Linked DNA regions of Homo sapiens: region 1 is linked to region 2. Evidence: chromatin loops called from intact Hi-C (ENCODE). Cell type or tissue: endothelial cell of umbilical vein. All regions are shown on one strand.

The links. A loop is a pair of places that touch in the nucleus more often than their neighbours do. Peaks named below come from ENCODE experiments on the same cell type or tissue, not always from the same donor. Only the 100,000 strongest peaks of a DNase experiment are listed, where the experiment ranks them.
Region 1: a loop joins it to region 2, with 2.5 times the contacts of the local background. A loop is called at or near these places in 4 of 110 quality-filtered maps.

Annotation. Positions count from the first base shown.
Region 1 is chr2:168,754,959-168,762,958 of GRCh38, forward strand. The region is part of intron 8 of CERS6 (ceramide synthase 6); the gene reads left to right. Among named protein-coding and RNA genes, the nearest start is that of CERS6-AS1, 27 kb to the right of the region's middle. In endothelial cell of umbilical vein, a CTCF peak has its summit at 4,469 (motif pointing left); DNase peaks (open chromatin) are centred at 2,423 and 4,433; H3K27ac peaks cover 206 bases.
Region 2 is chr2:168,682,080-168,690,079 of GRCh38, forward strand. All of the region lies in intron 4 of CERS6 (ceramide synthase 6), which reads left to right. Among named protein-coding and RNA genes, the nearest start is that of CERS6-AS1, 100 kb to the right of the region's middle. In endothelial cell of umbilical vein, no CTCF peak of the experiment used is centred here; DNase peaks (open chromatin) are centred at 4,042, 4,592 and 5,462; H3K27ac peaks cover 2,120 bases.

The DNA.
Region 1 (8,000 bases), 73 kb after region 2:
GACAAGGTCCCACTATGTTGCCCAGGGTGTTCTTGAACTCCTAGGCTCACGCGATCCCACCTCAGCCTCCCAAAGCTCTGGGATTACAGGCGTGAGCCACCATGCCCAGCCCATGTTCTCTGTTTTAATGTAAATTTTAAAAGAAGGAGAGAGGGATTCCTAAAGATAATATGTTTTGGTTAGAAACAACAAAACCTCTGTCTTGTGACCTTGGATAATTAAATACTGTTTTAGGATCTTGGTCTCCTGACCAAAAAGTTGATATTGTATCTGATCTGCTAACTTTACAGTTAATAATGAGACTGAATCTAATAAACATGAAGTCTTTGAACATCTTCCAAACAGAAGGAAATATTACTATGGCTCTAGCTCTCTTAAATGCTTCAATGGACTAGTTAGGAACATATTTTACTCATGCTTTCTAGTCATCTCTAGGGATCCTCATTTTAAATCTCCATGTGTGTGACTCTCAGCATGGAGGCATAAAGATGGATACTGTGTGCCTCATTTCCTTCTCTAGGGAATGTGCAAAACCACATCACTCCTGTGGGCTGTGATCAGTGCAATAACCATGCCCCCACCCCACTGCAGGCCCCTCTGGCTTAAGAACCTATCCCACCCATAGGTTGCTATTTAAATTGTTAAAATGAGAAAATACAAATTGTCCCAGCCTCAGCAACTACCCAAATAGGAAGCCAAAATGGAAGCTATTCCCAAGAAGCAGGTAACTATAGCAGCCTTTCTGTGTTTCTGCTGTAAATAGCCATCCTGTAAACAGGCTCCTTCTGCCAGGCAGCTAGCAATTCCCTCTCTACTTGTCAGTGGAGTCCCTCAGAGATGAGTTCAGTGAATTATCAGAATGACCAAGATTTTCTACTTTAACTGAGTTAATTGATTAGACCCAGAAACTTTGAAGCTAAAACAATCTCACAACCAGAGCCTCACATTGGTATGTGTTTGGTCTCTGTTTTTCTCACCTCTGCAAAACATACCATTGAAATCTCTAAGGGAAGGGGAAAAGGAGAAAAAGGTAAGGAAGCCCATGGTAATCTGACAGCATTCCCCACTTGGGCCCAGGAGCACTTGGCCTGCCATTGGCCTTGCTAGGAGTGATCCTACAATGGAAATGAGCAAACCTAGCCCTTCAGGGAGGAGCACACAAATGTAGGGAGGTTTCAGAGCCATTTCTGCCATCCTGCCTCTATGAGGATGGGAGGCTGGTTTTATACTCTTTTAGAAAACTGGAAAAGTAAGTCCCTGGAATCTCAGTCTTTCTTAGGTTTCTACCTGCCTAGCAGGAGTCAGCCTTATCTATCCTTTTCTTAAAGTAGGGGATATTTAGAGATACACATCTGCCTCAGTCCTTTCAAAGAGAAAAGCAAAGAAAAGGGCACAGGGCTGGCACTCCCATTTCCCAGTTGAATTTAAAAAGATCTTTGGTTTTGTGTCTTGAATATTTTGTGTACATGACAAAGTAGTAATGAAAGGAATTATATAATTTTCAGTAATGGAGACAATTCTGTTGGGATTTAAGGGTCAAGTGGGGTGGGCCAAAGTGGGGAAACCACATAAATAAAACCAAATGGGTTATTTAAGCAGGCAGGGCCTGGCATATGGCTACCAGAAACCAGCTTATGAGCCCAAGGGATAACACATTGCAGGGAATTACAGGCCAAAGGGAAAGATCTGCAGAAATGCTGAACAGAGATATTGATGTGTGTCCTCCATCATAATGTGGGGACGGATCGGCTCTGAGCATAAGCCTGGGTGAAGAACGGAGAAAGGGATGGGAGAGCCTGACAGCCTAGACCAGCAGACAGGTAGCTTCAAGTCTCAGTGTCCCCCACCAACGCGATCTGACTTGGGGAATGTTATTTACATCCCTGTGCTTCCATGTCCTCATATGAAAAATAGGGATAATAACAGGACACACTGTGGAAAAAAAAGAAATAGAAGTTATCCCATAGGCTTTATTTCATGAGAATTAAATGAGTTAACATACAAAACCTAAGCGCAGTTCCTAACACATAGTTAATGTTCAATAAGTATTAACTAGTATTAATGTTGCTATATGAGGATCTTACAGAGATGTTGAATGGGCAAAATGAAGCAATATATGTAACATATTTGGCACAGTGCTTAACACGTAGTAATTACTCAAGGAAGAGACGTTATAGAGAACCAAGCAAAAGTCTCTCTTATGTACACATAGGCAACAAAGAGCTAACTAGAGGGCTGAAAACAAGCATGTTGGAATCAGGATACATCCCGAAGGACACAGCCTTGCCTGGAAGGACTCAGATTGGGAGGTCAGGAGCGTAGGTAAGTAGACCAGGCAGTGGCAGAATTAAGAATGCAGGCAGACATACAGCAAATAGGGCAGCAACTACTTTTGGAGGAAAAAAAAAAAAAAAAACATCTGCCCCAGCCAGGAAGTCACCAATTACAAACTTCCTGTGATAAGAGACCAGTTCCTAAGTCTGGCCTGGCTATGACCTAAAAGTAAAAATAAATTCACTGGCCCCATGTCCTGTTGGCTAAGAATACAGATAGAACTATAACGTGCACTGCTAAATGAAAGAGAGATTATTTGTCCATGTTCAAGTTCAGATTCCTGTCCAGGGATAAAGAAATGACTTCTGGCCAGGCATGGTGGCTCATGCCTGTAATCCCAACACTTTAGGAGGCCAAGGTGGGAGAATCACTTGAGCTCAGGAGTGCAAGACCAGCCTGGGCAACTTAGTGAGACCCTGTCTCTACAAAAAAATTAAGAAAATAGTAACTTCCATGTTTGCTACAGATTAATAGATTAGTGACTAATAATTAGGCACCCATGCCGCAAGCTACCCAGAAGCTGTCCTCCCAAAACTGGGAACTTGATATCAACACCAGTATTGTGGAGAATGTAAGCTACAGCCGGGGTGCAGTCTTGTTAAAAGGAAGGAAATTGGAAACATCGTTCTCAGCCTTGTAATAGCCTTGATGTTGACCAAGATGTTATTTAAGCCTGGAGCTTTTATTACCTTAGGAAAACCAGCACAACGAGGGTTGCTTGTAATCATGACTTAATTACCCGACTTTCAGGTTTTAAATGCCCACTTTTTTTGTTCGGAGTGAATTTTAAATGCATTTCTATCAGCATCTACTTTAAAATGGACAAAACGTGCTAGCAGATTAGTCATCTTAGGTAGAATCTACTTTCATTTATGTTTTGTGTAGGTCAAATGAACATCCATGCCAGAGAAACGCACATCATGAAATACACTGAGGTCTGTCTGGGAAAGCAAAGTCAAGACCATTCAAAAGCTCTGAAGTAAACCACACCCTAATTTTGACCACAAAGTTCATTTTACTTTTCAAGGTATCGTCACTGACATTCTGTAGCACTCCTTAAAGTGAAGCCCTGACTCTGTTCCTTAGAGAAGAAATCTTGGCTCTGGATATTTGACTTGGGTCTAATTATTATTGTGGGTTTTTTTAGAGATCATTCCAAAAACATACAACCCAAGGCTCAGATAGAACTCTTTGGTTAAGGTAGGGGAGGAGCGGCGGAGGCAAATTTGCGGTTACTTGACATGGCCAAGGGCCATGGTATCATCAAAAACATGCACCTGTAACCCATTCATACGGTAAGATCACCTGGGCCATTGTTATCGTCTTATTACCATTATGTGCTGCTGCCTATATGTCACTGGAGTATTTAAGATGTACAGGTCTGAAAGAATGTTCATCTAATTTTACATATTACGGAGAATGGATTTAAACTCTTACTTGGAAGTCGCATGAGAATGGGGAAATTGAGCATTGGAGGTAGGTTTTTTGGAGTAAGATGCCAGTGAAGGTCTTTTTACACTGCGCTCTGTGACATTATGAGACTGCAGTCCTCAGGTTGCAGGGTAAAGCATAATGCTTTAAGTCACAGTGATGCTTAGAATGCGAATCGGTACGGCCTTAAGTATCTTCTTTAAGACTCCCTTGTGTTTGCCTCACAAAAAAAAAGATTGTGAACTGTTCTGCATGAATGTATGCATCCCACACACACATATCCCTTATGTCTATGATGATCAAAGTTAAGATGAAGAACCCATAAAAGATAAGAATGAGCTGAAGTAACTACAGGGCATGGCCAAATTAAATCTTAGATTCATTAAAATCACCCACCAAGGCTAAGATATTGGGGTGGTCACAGGTGTATCAGGGCATCAGCAGTGAAATGCATGGAGCACAGCTTTGCCCTGTAGGTGCATTTCTGTCAAATGCAGGATGAAAAAAGGTCAGACTGATGCCTCTTCATTCATTTGATGGGATGCCCATTCATTTGATGGGATTTTTAGAATGAGGGGTATAACCTGTAGATCAAGTGTTTTCTGTACTGGGACTCACCCTTGGCAAAAGGTTTGGGCAGAACAAACCCGCGTGAGTATGTACTGTTCATGCATGATATGCCATCTAGTGGTTAAGTGAGCCTAACATGAATGAAAAGAAAAATGGTCTCAGGTCCCTTCTGCCTCTATACTCTCCATTAGACAACAGTAGAGGTTCGATGCTATTATTTGGAAAGAAAAGAATTTATTTTCTTAGAAGCCATAGGTTGAATACAAATTCATCTGTGACCACCCCAATTGCTTAGCCTTGGTGGGTGATTTTAATGAATCATAAGATTTAATTTGGCCATGCCCTGTACTTACTTTAGCTCATTCTTACCTTTTATGGGTTCTTTATCTTAACTTTGATTATCATAGAACTATTATACAGTTCTTTATTATGTGTGTGGGGGATAAACACATTTATGCAGAACAGTTTACAACTGTTTTTGTGAAGCAAAAACAAAGTAGTCTTAAATAAGATACTTAAGGCCATACCCCTTTGCATCTAAGCATCTAAGGAGAACCCTGATATTATAGTAATTATTAAAGCCAAAAGCTGTACGTTGTGTGTGTTTTTTTTTGTACATATGTGTTTTGTTTGGCCCACAGGGTACTGTCTTCCATTTTATTTTATTGGCGTATAATTCCTATATACAATATAGTGCAAAAAATCTTTAGTATATGGCTCGATAAATTTGTATGTATGTATAACCCACGTGATCATCACCCAGATCAAGATACAGAAGTGTCCAGCCTCCCTCAGATCCCCCCAACCCCAGTCAGTCCTCCCTCAAAGACAACCACTGTATTAGTCAGGATTCCCTAGAGAGACAGAACTAATAGGAGGTATATACAGGAGTTTATTAAGTATTAACTTACACGATCACAAGGTCCCACAGTAGGCTGGCTGCAAGCTTGAGGAGCAAGGAGAGCCAGTCCGAGTCTCAAAACTGAAGAACTCGGAGTCTGATGTTTGAGGACAAGAAGCATCCAGCACGGGAGAAAGATGTGGGCTGGGAGACTAGGCCAGTCTCGCGTTTCCCATGTTTCTGCCTGCTTTATATTTGCCGGCAGCTGATTAGATTGTGCCCACCAGATTAAGGGTGGGTCAGCCTTCCTCAGCCCGCTGTCAAATGTTAATCTCCTTTGGCAATACCCTCACAGACCCAGGATAAATACTTTGCATCCTTCAATCCAATCAAGTTGACACTCAGTATTAACTATCACAACCACTGTCCTGAACTCTGTCACCATAGGTTCATGATGGCATCATTAAAGTACATACTCCTGAAGTACCTCCCAGAAATAAGATTCTATAGTCACCATTTTAATAGTTTGCCCAAAAAAAGAACAGTTTCCTCAATTGTAACATTCTTGGGCCAAACAAAGGCTCTTTCCTGGGTTTACTGTTTGTTTATTTATTTATTTATTTATTTATTTATTTTTTTGAGACGGAGTCTTGCTCTGTCGCCCAGGCTGGAGTGCAGTGGCGCGATCTCGGCTCACTGCAAGCTCCGCCTCCCGGGTTCACGCCATTCTCCTGCCTCAGCCTCCCGCGTAGCTGGGACTACAGGCGCCCGCCACCACGCCCGGCTAATTTTTTGTGTGTTTTTAGTAGAGACGGGGTTTCACTGTGTTAGCCAGGATGGTCTCGATCTCCTGACCTCGTGATCCGCCCGCCTCGGCCTCCCAAAGTGCTGGGATTATAGGCGTGAGCCACCGCGCCCGGCCGGGTTTACTGTTTATTAGAGTCCAGGTGTCATATGTTCTCTCTGTTCCCTAGTATAAATTCCTACTATATTGTTTTTCTTACCATGCTTCTCACTGAGAGATATATCCGTTTGGTGCACTGATTGTATTTTCTCAAGTGTCTCTACAGGAAGCCAAGTCGATTTTCAAAGAAAATCCCATTACTTTTGAGCAGCATCTCAAAAGTAATCAGAGGTGCCACTGATTGTCATGGCAAAGCCTATAAATCCTGATGCAGTGTTTCAGAAATTAATGTGAATGCCATGTCGCCAACGACTGTTCTGACATCCTGTTCAAATTAAGCCAAGCGGTAGCATCAGTCCTAGCATCACAATGGCGAGAAAGCTTCTCAGTCTATAATCCAGCAAAGGTTAACTTATAATGAATGGCATAATGCAGTCATTGTTGCTATTTACACAGAACCTCTTTCTGTTCAAAGGGAACTAAAGTTTCTCTGAATATCAATATGTGTAGTATGTCAAGAAGCAGAGCTAGTTTTGAAATAAAATTATTCTTATTATTCCAGAGCTTTCTTCTTCATATTTATTGGATTGTTGGATTAGCAAACACGTGGTCAATCAACAAACGTGTCTAGCCAGCATGTTACTTCCAGGTGTCTTGCAGGGTGCTGGAGATAGAAAAGTGTAAGGTGTGTGAGTCCTCCCACACCACCACAGAGTTGAGCCTTGTTGTCCCCCTGGCCTGCAAACTGATGTTTAAAGAGATAACTGCTTCTTCGGATAATAAACAAGGCAGGAATATAGGCATTATCCTAATTTAGTCATTTTTACAAATTACTTGTATTTATTAATAAATATTTATTAATAATTTCTGGAAAACCAAGCACCACATGTTCTCACTCATAAGTGGGAGTTGAACAATGAGAACACAGGGACACAGGGAGGGGAACATCACACACTGGGGCCTGTCAGGGGGTCAGGGGCAAAGGAAGGAGAGCATTAGGACAAATACCTAGTACATGTGGGGCTTAAAACCTGGATGACGGGTGAATGAGTGCAGCAAACCACCATGGCACATGTATACCTGTGTTACAAACCTGCACATTCTGCATATGTATCCCAGAACTTAAATTATAGTAAATAAATTTTTAAAATGCAAAAAAAAATAGTTTCTGGAATAAGAATGAAAACTAATTTTTTAATTTTTAATGTTTCCTGTTATGGGACATTTTGGTTGTTTGCTGTTTTTAAAATACTTATAGATATTTTATGTCTATGTATTTGAAATTAAGTCTCTGACTCCCTGCCATGCTCAATGGCTGGAGCTTCCAGAATAGTGTTAAATAATAATGGTTATACTGGCTTTCCGTGGTTTTCCTGATTTTAAAGGAAGTAACTCTGGTGTTTATTAATATGCTGATTTGAAAGGGTTACAAAAATCATACTAAGTCCTTTGTATTCTAATTGTTAAACATCAATAATGAGGAATTAAACATTACCAAATGTCTTTGATGCTGTTGAAATCATTCCATTTATACCAATTTGGCCTATGTATATAATATATTAATAGATTTCCTAATATTTTCCCCCTTCCCCAGAGTGAATACAACTATTTCATGAGGTATTATTCTTTTAATGACTTGTAAAATTCAAATCATTAAACTCTATCCTATTGTTTTTAGAATTTTAACATATGTGTATTATGTATTACTCTTTAAAGACAACTACTATGGCAGGGTTGAAGACAAACTGTTAGTCTCATTCTAGTCTATAAATAGGAGTTGCAGAAATCGGGGGTGGGGAAGAACCTATTTGTCTATTTTATTTTTCATTGTCCTTTTTCCTTTATTTTTTTGAGACAAGGTCTCTCACTCTTGTCGCCCAGGCTGGAGTGCAGTGGCACAATCATAGCTTCACTGTAACC
Region 2 (8,000 bases):
TGGGAATGCAGATATCTCTTTGACATACTGATTTTCTCTCCTTTGGATATATAACCGGTAGTTGGGTTGCTGGATCATATGGTAGTTCTATTTTTAGTTTGCCCGTGTGTTTTTTGAAATAAGACCTGTTAAAACTACATAAACTTGACTTTTTATTATCCAGATAAGACTTGTTCATTGCGGAAAAATTATAGCTATGACAATATGTAATTTAATAGTTAATATATGAACATAAGAAAAAATAAAAATCCCCTGAAATAATTATTACTCAGAGATTACCACTAAGCAATTTTGGGTAAATATATTGCCAGGCATTTTTAGTGTGTGTGTCTAAATATATATCTACTTTAAACGTAAAGTACACTGTATACCTTCTTGTAACCGGATCTTAACTTAAAATATGAATGTGCCTGTTAACATTTCCGTAGCTCATCTGGTTTTAGCATAGCGGTAGTGAGCAGTTGCATGCACCCTTGACAGTATGCCACATGACATACAAGCTGGGCCATATTTCTGCTCTTTCTCCAGAGCTGCAGAGGTCATCTAGACACAGGAAGACACAACCTAGAAAAATGGGGGAGTTAATACTACAACTCTCACAATGGGGGGTGGGAGTTGGTGGATAAATGCTGCGGCATCCCTGTCCTGTGTTGAGACAGTTACAAGATCCATGCTATGTGGTTCTGCAGGGGCTCCCCATGCAGTTGCCTGCAGCAGTAACCAGCTCATTCCTGAAAATTGTGTTGGTTTTTCTCCTTTGTCTATCTTACTTTCTCCAAAGCAGCTTACATCCGGGTCTTTATCTCAGTGACTCTTTCTAGAGAATCCCAAATTAAGAAAACGTCAACCCTGTATTATTGAACAATCCGATTTATCTTAATTTTTGTTATAAAAAGAATTATAATGGATATCTATGTATAAATTCCTCTACATATGGGTCTAGTTAATTATTTTTAAATAATAAATGCTAAGTCAAGGATATGTTTTTAATTTTTATTGTAAATAGAATTATAATAGATATCTATGTATCAGTACCTTTATATATGGATCTAGTTAATTTTTTACAATAAATGCTGGGTCAAAGATATGTACATTTTAAAGACTCTTGATATATGTTACCAAATTACCCTTTAGAAAGGTTATTCCAGTTTGCAGAGTATTGGTTTTCCTGTAAGTATATAAGTGACCTTTGGGTATGAACCTTTTTAAATATTTGTCAGACTCTCAGATAAAAAATTCTGTCTAGCTTTAATCTGTAATTTTTACATGTGCTTTTGGTCACATATTTTTGTTTGATGTGTTGCCTGTTTGTATCTTCTTCCCATTTTTCTCATTGGATATTTAAATGTTTTAATCACTTTTTATGAACTCTTTACATATTAGAAATAGTAATCCTTTATCTGTTGTCAATCATTTCTCTAAAATGTTTTTTGACTAATTTTGTGCTTCTTAATAGCCACTGTCACTGGCTTCATTGTCAGATTCTACATTGGCCTGCACATCTCTCTCCCCGTGTGTTGACATTCTCACCGTTTCCCTCCCTCTAGGTCTTTCTACCTCTTTGTCATTCATCTTTTCTTTTCTATACCTGGTCTCTTTCTCCCTAATTCCTGTTCTAAACATGGAATTGATTGGTCTCTTTTACTTTGCAGTGATTCTTGCTGGGTGTAGAGGAGAGTCCACATCAGAGAGGTGGTCTTTCAAGCGCCATATCCCCAGACTCTTGAGAATCACAGCGTTCTTACCCTGAGCTGTAGTGTGCATAGTGTACCACGGTGACTGTTAGATGTGTGTGGAGACCCTCAGCTGAAAAGAGGCAGAAGTTGAGAACTATTGGCTGAAAGGCTTAAGAAGCCATGGAAATGCCACTCACGTTTTCCATCTGCTTGTTTCTATGATAGAACCCTCTTGGAAATCCTGTGACCTGAGTGCCCATCTCCAAAAAACTCTTTCTACCTATATATACTTCACAGATCTGAAAGTTACTTACTAAATTGATTGCAGAATGTGGTAAAGGCACATGCTAGACCAGGTCTAGAGGACTAGTATCCTTTTTAAAGCCTGATCAATATGAAGGACTCTTTATGTAATGCCAGGGGGTCAAGTCCAAATTACATTTCCACATCAGGAGAACTTTCAAGGCTAATGCAGATGCCACAGGCCTCTAGGGAGGGGTTACTGCTGTGCTTGGTAGATTTATAGTCACATGTCTACTGTCCCAGGAAAGGAGGAAGGGACACCTCTTGCATTCTGGGAGTGCTCTCGGCTGCTCACCACTAATCAGGAGTTTCTTCAAGCTGAGAGACTTCTGGCTTCATTCTTTTCATCCCAAACACAATTTATTTATATCTTTGTAAAGTCACAAAATATGAAATATTTCTTTGTCTTCCGAGTTATTTTATAATGTGTATCTAATTAAAATTGTAGATTATCATCTCAAATTGATTTGATTTATATTCATTTAAATTAATAACACAGTTTCTTAAAAGAATCTTCAATATTTAGGTAACAAATTAATATAGATATTGAACATTTAAAATTACACATGAAAAGAGAAATAAGCAAAGATGTTGAGAGGCAATCACAGATCACACTTGCTATGACTGAGCTTTACAATTAGATCTCAGCTTCTCAAAACCAGGGTGGAAAAGTATTAATAACAATGGGGAAACATAATTATCACTTGGCACAAAGAAACATGCTAAGCATTAACAGAAAGGAAGTATTTCCTCCTGCCTTGGACTAAATTTTGAAGCAAAAATGTCCTGTGGAACTTAGACATTGGACTTAGGGTAAACGTTTCCAGTATAAATTCATGGAAGCATTTTTCTTATGTTTTTTTTCTTAGAGTAAATCCTCAATGTAAGCAAAAGGCATAAGGTTTAAATATAACTCAGTGAGTGTTTTCTCAGAGTAGTTTTAGTGAAAGTAGTGTCAAAGTAGTTTAAGAATCTAGGTTTTTGGTATTTTTAAACATAATCCAACTACATAGAGAACAAATGTCTGTTAGACTATATTCCTTGACTCCTAGTTGCATCAGCTGGGCTTTGTGAAAGCTAGGTAAGAGTTTTCACGGAAATAGCAAAAGATGAAATTTGCCTCAAGATGCTGATTTCGAGTAAATACCCACACACCTTTTACATCTTTGATGAGGCAACAAAATGTGTTTAATATGTTTTATGATTCTTGTTCTTTTCTTAAATCAAAATAGTTATTAATTCAAAGAAACTACTGTTTATTCAGCTGCAGATGCCTACTGGTTCTTGGAGGGAGAAAAGCACATGTATGTATGTATGTGATTTATGTTTCTATTTAACCATTGACCACTTGCCTGGTTAATCAGATATCCTTTTCTCTGGTCCTTGCTTCAAAATCGCTATCTCTTTAGGCTTTCACTAACATGATAATTGCAGATGGTAAAGTAAAGTATCAGACCTTATCTGTTTTTCTGACTTCTGTTGACAATGAAACCTCTGTAATGCAGCCAATAAAAGAAGATACTGGATGAAAGAGCAGATTTACTGACACTTAAAGATGCTTCTTTACCCTTCTCTTAAAAAAAAATCATAGAATAAATTGCACTCGATTCTTACGTGTGTGGTCAAAATGTCGATGAAGGCTTGACTTGCACCAGCGCTTCTGGCTCCTATCCTGGTGCCAGGATCAGGTTTGCTCAGGGTAAGAACAGCCACAGATGCCTCCCAAGGGAATGTTACTGATGGATATGCTTGCTGCTGAGTTATGTCTCAATTGATGCCTCTGGGAGAAGAGGCACATAAGCTAATGAAAAATCCCGTTATACATTGTGGCTTAGATTGAGAGAGTTAGAGGTAATTTCTCATCCACTGTGATATGGCCTGTCTTAGTGTTATTCAGACATTTTATAAGTCTTCTTAAATTGAAATTAGTTGACGTGTAATTTAATAGCTAATAAGCACCATTTATGAGGAGTTCTCTTATGATGCTGTTAGTCAGCTCAGACTGCTGTAACAAAATACCGCATACTAGATGGCTTGAGCAACGGAAATTTCTCATCGTTCTGGAGGCTGGAAGTTGCAGATAAGGTCTGGTAAGGATTGGCGTCTAGTGAGGGCACTCTTCCTAGTATGCAGAGAGCAACCTTCTCACTGCGGTCTTCACTTGGTCTTCCCTCTGAGCACGCGCGTGGAGAGGGAGAAATCTCTCTCTTCCTCTTCCTCTCCTTGTAACGCCACCAACCCTATTGGTTTAAGACTCTAACCTTATGACCTCGTTTTATGTTAATTACCTTCCAAAGGCCTTATCTTCAAATACAGTCATGTTAGTGATTAGGGCAGATGCAAAAAATAAATAAATGAATAAATAAAAAGACGCAATTTCTGTTAACCAAGGCAAAAAAAAAAAAAAATTAAGGAAGGAAGCCTAAGGGATCTTGTCAGTGAGATAATCATTGAGTTATGTAACAGTAAGAACTGGTTACCCATCTGGACCTGTGGATTGTTCTGTAGATTACAGGATTTGGAGGTCCTTTCTAAACCTAAAATTCAGTGTTTCTAGGTAATAGCTCATTTGGGGGAATCTATTCCAAATGCCTGTGATGTTTTTCTTTCATTACTCATTCTTCGTCACCCAGAGTACCCAGCGGAAGGCACAGTGGAAGAGCCCAGCTGGCCTAGGTTTGATTTCCACTTTCTCTACTTATCAGCTGTGTAGCCTTTAATTAATTACGGTTCCTCTCTGAGACTGTCTACAAAATAATTGATACTTACCTTGATGCATGTATTAATATTAGAATACAGGCTAAGCTACTGTATATAAAAGTAAAGCAAAACACACTAGCTTAGATATGAGAGAAATGATAGGAATTTATTTATCTCATACATACAATCCAGAGGGAAGCAGATCAGGGCTGGTGGGAGACTTCTGATACCAGACTCCATAGAAACTTCCATTTCAGGGCCAGTGGTGACTGCTTCAGTTTTCATTATCTCCCTTCAATAGGAATGGAGAAAGGGTGAGAGGAACTCATTCACACTGACCTTTTAGGGGCACCGTCCCCAAGTGACACACACAAACTTTGCTTCCACCAGAGCTTCCCACCAGAATTGTACTAGCCAAGGAGGCTGGATGAGAAGCTTATCTTTAGCTATTGCTTTACTAGCAGTGGTTCTTCTGCTTCAAATGATTCTCGCAAAGATTAGAAATAATTCATTAATTCATTTATCTATATTGAATTGTGAAATATCTTAACAAAGTATTTAGCAAGCTGCCTGATACATGGTAAATACCAAAAAGATGGAATCAGCCTTCTTACTTTTCCCTAGTACCTTACTACTTGCAAAGTGTGGTCCGTGGCCTAATAGCATGAGTATCAACTGGGAGCTTTAGAGATGCAGAATTTCATCCCCAAGCCCAGACCTCAGCCTGCATTTTAACAGTTGGTGAAGCTCTGAGCTGGCATGTTCTTTTATAAATCTTTAATGGCGTCTGCTGGCCTCTGCTGGTGACATTATCTTGATTGCTTACAATGTTGTCAGAATTAAATGAGATGACACGTGTAAAATACTTTAAATCTGTGAAATGTTTTATAACATGATTTAAGTGTACATGTGTGAGAAGGAATAATGTGAATCATAGGTTATAAGAACAACATTTATTTTCTGAGACAGGGTCTCACTCTGTTGCTCAGGCTGGAATGCCTGGCACAATCATGGCTTATTGCAGCCTTGGCCCCCACCAGGCTCAAGCAATCTTCCTACCTCAGCCTCCTGAGTAGCTGGGACTATAGGCATATGCCACCGTGCCTAGCTAGTTTTCATATTATTTGTAGAGATGAGGTCCCACTGTGTTGCCCAGGCCGGTCTTGAGCTCCTGGGCTCAAGCAGTTCTCCCACCTCATCTTCCCAAAGTGTTGGAATTGCAGGTGTGAGCCACAATGACTGACCCAAAATTTGGCTTCAGATTTTCCAACCTTGATAAACTTCCTTGATGCTGTAACGTCATGTGAAAAAGGCATTCTGTTTCTGGAGAATGTGCTTGAATTGCCATGCAACCTCCTAGGTACAGAGCTTTTATTATTAGTTAGGGCTTAACTTTCTAAATTGAGGGGTTTTAGTGTATTTTTAATCACCATTCCTCTATGATGTCTAAATATTTCATCTTTTTAAGTTCTTAATTACATTACTGTCCTATAATTTGTGTGATAGAATATATGGATTTTGACATCAAATGAATGTGGAAATGATTCTAAAAAACTGGAAAATTTTTTATCAATGGAGGCAGGAGAATCATTTGAACGCAGGAGGCAGAGGTCGCGCCACTATACTCCAGCCTGGCGACAAAGTGAGACTCCGTCTCAAAAAAAAAAAAAAAGAAGTTATGCCCAAATTATAAACAGCCAATCCAGATTCATACACCAGTGTTGAGCTATAAGAAATCAGGAGAATCAACTCATGGACTTCGGTTTTCTTATCTATAAATTGGGAAAGATATTTGTTCCACTGTCTCACAGTGTTTGGGGGGTATAACTTAATTTAAGATCCTAGAAAAATGTACTGTGCATATGGAAGGTGATATTAATACCTGACGTTGTCAGAGTGAGGGGTATATGTGAACATGCATTCTGTATGAAAGAATATATTCCTAAATGATTGGCCAGAAAACTTGTGAGCTGAACTTGGGCCCTGGTAGCTTCATCAGATTCATGGTATCCAGGTCTGTGCCCCTGCCTCCGGTGCACAGGAGCCCAAAAAGAGGCAGACACTTACACGCTGTTTCTGCAGTTCAGTCAGGCATCGGGCATGCAATGAAAGCAGATCTAGGGGATGCACATCTGATGCACACAGAGAAAAGCCTGGGTTTTAGAAGACTAATCAGCCAAGAAGCTCACAAAGGAAGGGAAGTTCTGAACGACGGATTTTTCTGCATCATTTAGAGTTATACCTTGCCCTCCTGCCTGTCACTGCAAGGGATGGGCACAGTGGCAGAGATGACTGCTGCATCCTTAGGGGCAAGCACACACATGCCCAATGGTCTTGGGACTGATAAATTTAGATGAACATGAGGCCTTGCATTTCCATTCTGTATTCCTTTTCATTAACATTCAGTAGATGAGTGCTGAACTGTGAACTTGGAAGTCTATGGTGAGAGGATAAACATGCATATGACTTAACTTTCCTTCAAGGACTTTCAGTTGAGGAGATAATCAACTTTATCAGAGAGAACGGCAATAACTAACATTTGTACTTTAAAATAGATGTTGCTGTGTTGTACCCACATTTTTTAAAACCTGCATATATATGGGTATTTAAAAGTAAATTGATCTGTATCATGTTTATATTACATAGGGACAAAAGACCAAAAATGGGCTATACATCAAAATGTTAATGGTGATGAAAATTTAAATTATTTTTATTTTTTATTCTTTATTTTTTACATCTTCCTCAATGGACACATATTGCTGACTGAACTATAAAAACACAGTAAGCCTCCCAAGTAGTTTTATGCACACGCTCTCATTTGATCTTCACAATCACTCTGTGAGGTCAATAATGAACATTGATGTTATAGATGAGAGAAATGGAGGAGACAGACAACTCAGACACTGAGGAAGTTAACTGCAGTGAAATTACATGATACAGACAGTGTTGAACAGGGAGCAAAAGGCAAAATCAGGAGCCTAATTAAGATCTCGGAAAGAAAATGAATAGTGCTTGAATGAAAGGGAAATGTAAAGATTCTGGAACATAGTTAGGTTTAGGGCAGTGCATGGCTTTGTACAGGAATCTGGCTCCCTACCTTGAGATTGGGTTTAGTTTGATCAGACTCAGAGACAGGGTGCACAGTGGTTATGTTTGGGTTTGGGACCAGAGAGTCTGAGTTTGATTTTCAACTTTGGCACTGCCTAGCTATTGAACCTAGGTAGTTATTCACAGACTCGGGGCCTCCATTTACCTATCTATAAAATAAGAAAAATACTAGTAGCTACTATAAGGATTAAATGAGTTAATATGTGTAGGAGG